Regions from separate parts of the Mus musculus genome. Here region 2 is linked to region 1. Evidence: chromatin loops called from intact Hi-C (ENCODE). Cell type or tissue: left cerebral cortex. All regions are shown on one strand. Each heading gives the region's core, and the rest is flanking DNA. Links, peaks and the distances in the headings are about the cores only. Region 1 overlaps Cfap69 (cilia and flagella associated protein 69). Region 2 overlaps Gm40262 (a long non-coding RNA gene).

The links. Hi-C counts contacts between places; a loop is a spot of excess contacts. Peaks named below come from ENCODE experiments on the same cell type or tissue, not always from the same donor. Only the 100,000 strongest peaks of a DNase experiment are listed, where the experiment ranks them.
Region 2: a loop joins it to region 1, with 5 times the contacts of the local background. A loop is called at or near these places in 1 of 42 quality-filtered maps.

What each region holds. Positions count from the first base shown.
Region 1 is chr5:5,647,056-5,651,453 of GRCm38, reverse strand. It overlaps Cfap69 (cilia and flagella associated protein 69), which reads left to right. Exons shown (of 23, transcript NM_172447.2): 3 at 1,599-1,664. Among named protein-coding and RNA genes, the nearest start is that of Cfap69, 15 kb to the left of the region's middle. In left cerebral cortex, for the core only: no CTCF peak of the experiment used is centred there; a DNase peak (open chromatin) is centred at 2,399.
Region 2 is chr5:5,709,470-5,713,867 of GRCm38, reverse strand. It overlaps Gm40262 (a long non-coding RNA gene), which reads right to left. Exons shown (of 3, transcript XR_868231.3): 2 at 1-235. Among named protein-coding and RNA genes, the nearest start is that of Steap2, 18 kb to the right of the region's middle. In left cerebral cortex, for the core only: no CTCF peak of the experiment used is centred there; a DNase peak (open chromatin) is centred at 2,624.

The sequences.
Region 1 (4,398 bases), core at 142-4,141:
GGGGTATTTTGGTTTCCCCACCTATGATGATTGAGAGTTTTTCAAGTTATAGTTGCCTAGGCTGGCATTTGTGTTCTCGAAGGTCTGCATGAGCTCTTTCCAGGTTCTTCTGTCTTTCAGGGCCTCTGATGAGAAGTCTGGTGTAATTCTGATAGGTCTGCTTTTATATGTTGCTTGGCCTTTTTCCCTTACAGCTTTTAATAGTCTTTCTTTGTTCTGTACAATTAGTGTTTTGATTATTATGTGACCAGAGGATTTTTCTATTTTGGTTCAATCTATTTGGTGTTCTATAGGCTTTTTGTACATTTATGACCATCTTTCTTTAGGTTGAGAAAGTTTTCTTCTACAATTTTGTTGAAGATATTTCTGGTCCTTCAGCTGGGAATCTTTACTCTCTTCAATTCCTATTATTCTTAGATTTGGTCTTTTCGTTGTGTCCTGAATTTCCTGGACACTTTGTGTTAGTGTTTTATGTTTTAAATTGTCTTTGACCATTGTGCCAATATCCTCTAAGTTATCTTCTGCGCCCGAGATTCTCTCTTCTATCTCTTGTATTCTGTGGTTGATGCTTGCATCTTTAGTTCCTGACCCCTTTCCTTAAGTTTCCCATTTTCTGGGTTGCCTCCATTTGTGTTTTCTTTATTGTTTCTACTTCCTATTTTAGGTCTTAGATTGTTTTGTCCAATTCCTTCACCTGTTTGATTTCCTGTATTTTTTTAAGGAATTTATTTGTTTCCTCTTTAAGGGGTTCTATCTCTTTACCTGTGTTTTCTTGTATTTCTTTCATTGAGGTATTTATATCCTCCATAAAGGACTCTATTATCTTCATGAGTCAGCATCCTGGTTTGCAAGTGTGTTCAGAGATTTTTGTGGTGGGAGAACTGGGTTCTGATGGTGCCAAAGTATATTGGCTTCTCTTGCTTAGGGTCTTGTGTTTGCCTCTTGGCATCTGGTTATCTCTGGTAGTAAATCAACTGGCCTAGGTGTGTCTGTCTGGAGCCTGCCTCTTGTGTCCCTTGGTTGCTGCAAGTCTCCTGGGAGCTCTGTGGCCCTGATTGTAGCAGATTTCCCGGGAGGCCTTTAGAATGTGGGGTCTTCAGAGGGGCAGACAAGCTGATGTTCTATTGCCCTGGGTACAGCAGATCTCCTGGGAGGCCTTCAGACTATGGGATCTGTTGCCCTGGGTAGAGCTGATCTCCTGGGAGGTCTTCAGACTGTGAGGTCTGTTGCCCTGGGTACAGCAGATCTCCTGGGAAGCCTTCAGACTGTGGGGTCTTCAGAGGGGCAGACAAGCTGATGATCTGTCCTGCTGGGAAGGGAGGTGGAGTTCAAGTGGAGGGGATGGGTCTCAAGCCCATTTGGCTCCTCAGGGGTGTTCCAGCTGCTGTGGCTATTTGGGTGGGTCCCTTACCTGTTGCCCTGGGTGCAGCAGATCTCCTGGAGGCCTTCAGACTATGGGGTCTTCAGAGGAGCAGACAAGCTGATGATTTGCCCTCACAGAAGGCACAGGGAGCTTGGTTTTTTATACACTAAATAAATTTTTCAAAAATCTTAGCTAACTTAATAGCACAAAAGAACTAACAGAACATTTGTTTTAGGATGTCTCAGAAGAAAAACAACTTAATTATATCAAGAAACTGATACACTGCTATCAGAATGGATTTGTATCCTTTATATATGTGGGTGTGTTCATTTCATTACTCTGGAAACACTAAAAAATTACACTAGATCCCTTCCTATGGTGGTAGTAACAAGGACTCACAAGCCATGTAAGTTTATTACCTGTTTGTTTGTAAGGATCAGAGAAGGGATCCCCATCTGGAACTGACAGGAAAGTGGGAAGCCCATGTCTAAAGAGGTCATAGATCTCAGAGGGTATGTAATTACTACTGTCCTGTTGAACAGGTGAAATCTTCTTGTTAAACTGCCTTTTAAACATTTATACCTATAGATGGCTACTGTTGTCAGTCTCAATCAGGACGGAATACTTTCTCTTTGCAGTGGGTGTTGTTCTTGAGACTCATAAAAATATTAAACTTTTGAGATGACTTGACTATTGCTCAGGCATAGTTGCTCAATACTCTGCCACAGAGGAAGGAGACTAATGAAGCATCTATATCACCCCTTCCAAGGCTTGTGGGGAAATGCAGAGGAGAGCAGAAGAAATGTGGGAGCTGGAGCTGGGGGAGGGGCCGCAGGGTTGCATAGGCTTTCCTTCTCATTGACGTATTCTTTCCTGGAGAAAGGACAGAGGTGCCTAAGGCTCAGGAAGTAAGCAAAACTCAGAACGTTTAGAAAGCAGAAACTCACAAGATTCATGTACTCACTCTCCAAGATTATATTAGATACACAACTGCCGAGAAGAGGAAACTCTCCAACTGGAAAGCTGCCTACACACTGTGTGAGAAACTCCAGGGATACAGATTCTATGAGTCATGACTCAAGATAAAGTATGCATTTCAGTGCTGCAGCTGCCTTTGAGTCATCTATACTCCTGTTAAGAAACTGCTCATATGTAATTGTGCAAGTAGTCACAACAAACTCACTGGTTAAGCTAGACTACGTAGAACTGTACCTGTAATCTGTTAGCAGTTCCCTATCTGAAGTAAACAAATCTGTGTACATCTCCTAGGAAAAGTCTCATAACAGCTTCCTGGGAAGTGATACTTCATCACTTTGTAAAGTTATACAACTTCTAAAGCCAGCCTATTAAAAAGGCATTCAGAAGTAGAGCTGCTTGCTACCAACTCTCTAAACCTAAGGAAAACCAATGTGTTGTGGATTTTCCCTTCATCTCTATTATAGGTCGGACCTGAGGGGAATCATGGATCACTTCTGATTGGTTCTTGTCCTCCTCGGTGCTGGATTCTTCCAAGCTCTAGGCTTCTGGACCCCATGAAGGGCTTTCCAGCACAGCTCTCTTTCCCTTCCATCTCCTTATCATGACTTATACATCCTGGTTGAATCCTGTCATTTGCAGCTGCTTAGAATGAGTGCGGTGGGAATTACTCACCATATCAAAAGCTAACACGGAAGGTGACAGTTTTCTGTCCTGTCCCATTGTAATTCCTCCTTAAAACAAGACTTTCCTCTAATCAGCCATGTATGCCTCTTTTACATATCTTATTATATATAGCAGTGGGCATACAGAGGTCACCACAGCTTGCCAACTGTCTCCTGGGGGACTGCCATACAGTCTCTAGTCTTTGAACTGTTATTAGAGTGTCTACATAGTCACACTTTGAATTCCAGTCACCAAGAGAATCCCCATTCCCATATCACATAAAAGAAGATGACCAAACTGGGATTCCCCAGAGATATTCCATTTTGAGACATCTCAACCTTGTCTGCATGCCCTGTCACCCATATTGGAGTATGGAGCCACCACTGAAGCAAGGAGGCACGCCACCTCTTACCACAGGGAGAAAAGAACCCCTGTTGGGATTGTCCCCTGAGCTCTGCCTTCAAACTGATCAGTCATAGATGCATGTCTCATCACACACTGCAACTCTTCTTTGCTTCTGTCTGTCCCTCTTCAGACACCAAGTATGTTATGTAATTTTTCCTGGGGAGACATGAACAGAACCTATTTAACTCTGATAAGGCACAGATGAAAAAAACAAGTTAACAGTTCTACCCAAGTCTAAGTTAGCAAAATATTGACTTTATTGGCAAAACTTACAGGAACATGGATGACTCAGAGAAAGATGCATCACTAAACAGCACTCTCCATTGTTAATAGCAAGGAGAGCTCACAAAGCTACATCCTTGAAACTTGTATCCAGCTCCCTAGTCGTAAATGTCAGCTTTCCAAGACTTGTAAGGTTTACTTCCTGAGTCACATGAGCCTCCTCTCCTTATAGGAATGGATGCTTCCGTTTAGAGGGAGTTGAAGGAGGTCCCCTCCCTGACCAAGAAGCTCCTGATGCACAGCTAGAGACAATAGGATTCAGTCTGGGGCCTGCAGTCATAAGAAGAATGATGTCTTAGCCATCAAACAAAACTCAACGATATCTAGATTTGTATTAATCATGTCTTTTAAACAGGCAAAATAAAACATGTTATTATTTGAAGCTCTAGAAGTACATTTTGCTTTTATGTCAGCTTTAAGTGAAATAAAAATCTCAAACAATTTTAATGCTAATTAGAAGAAAATGCTTCTGAAAAAATAAAGTACTTCATTAAAATAGGATTTAAGCTGTATATGTTTGTGTTCTGGTTGATATAAAGGGATGAAAAATATAATGTTGCTAAAAGTACAGTCCTCTTTAGACTTCAAACGAATTAAACTAAAACTTACCACACTTAACAAGATAGATAGGATTTTTTAAACTTTCTGGGGTAAATTCTTATAAAAAATATGTTTATAGATTAATGATAACTTTATTTCCTAACAAA
Region 2 (4,398 bases), core at 144-4,143, 62 kb before region 1:
GCTATCCGTGAGAGAGTCAAACTAAAATCTGTGGATGGATGTCTGGGGCGTTCGCTCGAGTGCCTGCCTAAGATGCAGTGCGCCTTGAGCTCGATCCCTAGCTCCACAGAAACCATAAACTGGATATTGCAGTGCATGTCTGTAATCTCCTCACACAGGAAGTGGAGGCAGGAGGCATCAGAAATTGAAGATCGTTCTCTGCTTGGGTTCATGGTGAGTGAGGCCATCTCGGTATCTATAAGATACAAATAACAAAACCAAAACATTGCTGGAAGCAAGAAATACTGTATGGGGCCAGCTTGAGTTACCTAGTGAGGTCCTGTTTCAGAGGGAGGGAGGGAGAGAGGGAGGGAGGCGGGAAAGAGACAGAGAGGAAGCTTACAAAACAAAAAAGTCACTCTTCTCTCTTCATTATGGAAAACAGTGATTACGATAAAATTATGACAGGTAACATTAGGATATGATTGAACTATCACTGTTTTAATCGAAATATCACGGCCGGGCGTGGTGGCACACGCCTTTAATCCCAGCACACGGGAGGCAGAGGCAGGCAGGCAGAGACAGGTGGATTTCTGAGTTCGAGGCCAGCCTGGTCTAAAAAGTAAGTTCCAGGACAGCCAGGGCTATACAAAGAAACCTTGTCTCAAAAAACGAAAAAAAAAAATTACTTAAATTTCACAAAGGTAATTTGTAAGTAGATCTTGATAGATGACAATAAACAGAAATAAATCTCTTTGACGTTCATCAGTAATTCTCAAGAGTGTACAGAAGTTCTGAGGCATAGAACAGGGACGGGGCTGGGAGACTGGACGGCACTGGCAAGCGGCTCTCCCTGCTTCTGTTTGTACTGCTGCTACTTGTAATTAATCTGTAAAGGTTTTTATTTTTGAAAACACTTTACTTACACATGAGTCTTTATGTATAGATACACACACACATATGTATACATACATGTGTATATTTCATGGCGTAAATTATTTTTATTTTCTATAGTTTTAGGTTATGAGGTTTTACTCTTTATATCAAATGTATACATTATCTCTTTTTTCTAGTTTATATTCCTATATATCTTAATACATGTATCATTACTTTAAAATTGTAGATATTCTCTTATATTTTATTCATTAAAGATATTTGTCTGTTTTTCTTTTATTTTTTCTTGCATTTTGGGGGGGGACAGTTAAGATAAAATTTTATTTTTCATAAATCAACATAGGGCCAGACGTGGTGGCTCATGCCTTTAATCCCAGCACTTGAGAGGCAGAGTCAGGTGGATTTCTGAGTTCAAGGCCAGCCTGGTCTACAAAGTGAGTTCCAGGACAGCCAGGGCTATACAGAGAAACCCCGTCTCGAAAAAAACAAAAACCAAAAACCAAAAACATAAATCAACATAATTCTTTCTCCCACTGATATACAAGACCTGCTGAGACCATAACAAATACACACACACACACACACACACTGAGAGAGAGAGAGAGAGAGAGAGAGAGAGAGAGAGAGAGAGAGAGAGAGAGAGAGCAATTGTAATGCTGTGTATCCTGTTCCTTTCCTGTCTAATCCTGTGCTGTACAATTCTTGTAGCTGCGTCATTATCCCTGATATCTGGAAGGGCAAATCATTCACTATAGTTCCTCTTTCCAGAGATGCCAATTCTAGTCTTGATGTCATGATTTTTCATACCTATTATAGAACAAATGAATCCAGTCCCAATATAAAAGTTCCCATAAGACTTTGATTGAAACTGGACTGCAATAATACAGTTATTGGATAATTGCATGATCATAATACCCACAAATCCTCTAATGTTTTCTAGCAGAGCTTATACTATCTTCATATAGAGCTAACATATCTTTCATTAGACTTACTGTTGGGTGCCTGTGCGGCGGTGACAAGTAATATCTTTCCTATTAGTAAGCTGCTCTTTGCTGCTATACAGATACACAACTGATTTCTCCTTATTAAATGTCCCAGCTCTTCTGCAGGCCCTTGAGTTTTCTTCATAAAACCATTTCCTCTAAGAATAACACCAATTTTATTTTCTTTCATTCAATTATTATATTTTTAAATGTTTTCTTTACTACAAGTACAATCTTTAACATTTAAGGTGTTCAAGAATATTCTTGTCCCAGAACTTACTTTGGGCTATATTTTCAACTTTGGGAATGTGAGGTGTGCTGTAAGGTTTTTCTCAAACTGACAGTGCACTTTAAAAAGCCCCCTTTAGGGCAGACCCTGCATATCCCAAGCTGAGGGATCTCAGGGACACAGAGTGGGGATCCGGTATTGATACCGTGGCAGAACCAGAAGCCTCGAACCAGACCAATGACTCACTGTAATGAAGATTTGCTAGTAAAGATGTGGAGACAAAGGGTGTACTGTGGGACACACTACAGCTTCCACAGTGAGATTTTTGTCTGTCTGATTTGTTTTTATTGTTTACTTGTTTGTTTGTTTGTTTGTTTGTTTTTCTTTCGGCAAGAAAGGTGGCAAGAGTGGAGTATGATTTGAAGGAACGGGGAGATGAGTAGGATTGAGTTGCATGATGTGAATTCACAAAGACTCAGTGAAGAAATAGATAAGCCTACTCCCTTTATTTTTAGCTTGTTCTTTCCTTCATAAGTGAAAACACGCCGACAGCCTTTTCTACATCTACTGAGAGGATCATATGGTCTCCTCTGTAAACTGCTAACTGAGAAGAGTTACATTAACATAGTCTCTGGTGTTAAAGTCATTTAGCATTCTGAGTAATAAACTTGACAATAATGTTTCATTGCTGCTTTCAGCTTGTTGGGTTTTTAAATTAAATTAAATTAAATTAAATTAGTTGATGTTCCAAAACATGATTGTACTGTTGCTGTCTTAGCTCACAGTGAGTTCAAAAGGACTCACACTTACTTCCTGAAAATCTGTATTCTGTCAGACAGACTGGTCAGTGTTTGACTATTTCAATAGTTGGACTACTAGCTAAACAGTCAGTTTATTTGCTGATTGTAAAATTGTTCAGTTTATTGTTTACCTCTTCAGACAGATATATTTAGTATGTTAGTTTTCGATGTTACCCATGCATTAAAGCTTTCAAAATCAGTCCCAGAATTATTTAGGTTGGAGAGATAGCTCAAGAGATAGTGTTTGCCCTGTGAGTGTGAAGGCCAGAATTCAGATCCCTGCACCCACAAGAAGCCAGACACGGTGGTGTGTGCCTGTAACGCTGATTGAATGCTGTGGAAGGGAGGTCAGAGGATCCTTGGGAGGATCAATAACCAGCCAGACAAACAGCAATCTCCAGGCTTAGAGAGAGACCCCATTGCAAAAACTAAGGAGGAGCAGAAGGCGTGCTAATGCCTTTAATACAAGATCACCCCTCACACCGCCCACACTGAAAGACTTTTCCAAGACTTTTTAAAATCTACATTTATAGACTTCTTTAATGGCTTTGAAAAAGTAACAAAAGTAAAATTAATTGTTTATTATTTTAAGATACAATATGAATCTATTTAACTAACTGACACCCTATAATATGTGGCTATTAATGATTTCCATAAAATGGTACACTTGGTGATGTGACATGTTTCAGGTGTTAAGATAACAGGGCCCATTGTATGCAGAGAATATTAAAATGTCTTGGCAATATGATTAGTTGGTAATAAAAATAAGAACAAGAGAAATGTCCTTCGGAGCATCTTCCAGTCAATGTCAGACATTTCTAACACAGGCTCAGATGCAGATTTTAAAGAGGTCCTTTAAATACTAAAACTCTTTTAGTATTTAAAGATGATGGTTTATCTTGAGGAAGAAATACTATGGGCTGGAGAGATGGTTCAGTGATTAAGAGCACTGACTGCTTTTCCAGAGGTCCTGAGTTCAATTCCCAGCAACCACATGGGGCTCACAACCGTCTGTAATGTGATCCAGTGCTGTCTTCTGGTGTGTTTGCAGAGAGAGAGACAGTGTATCCACATAAAATAAATAAATAAATCTTTTTTTAAAAAAAAAGAAAGAAAGAAATACTAGATTGCTCAGAATGAATAGATAGAGCTGGGTGTGGTGGCGCACGCCTTTAATCCCAGCACTCAGGAGGCAGAGGCAGGCAGATTTCTGAGTTCGAGGCCAGCCTGGTCTACAAAGTGAGTTCCAGGACAGCTAGGGCTATACAGAGAAACCCTGTCTGGAAAAACAAAAACAAACAAACAAACAAACAAAAAACCAGAATGAATAGATAGAAGAAAGATGTAGAAAGTCTATAAGCAGCATTTGTCTCGATATCTCTACTACAGTTATAAAATTTTTTTCCATTTCCATTTCCAAACTTGTTAAAAATGTATTCTTGGTCAGGTGTGGTGGTGCATGCCTTTAATGTCACACTCAGGAGACAGAAACAAGTGGATATCTTTAAGTTCA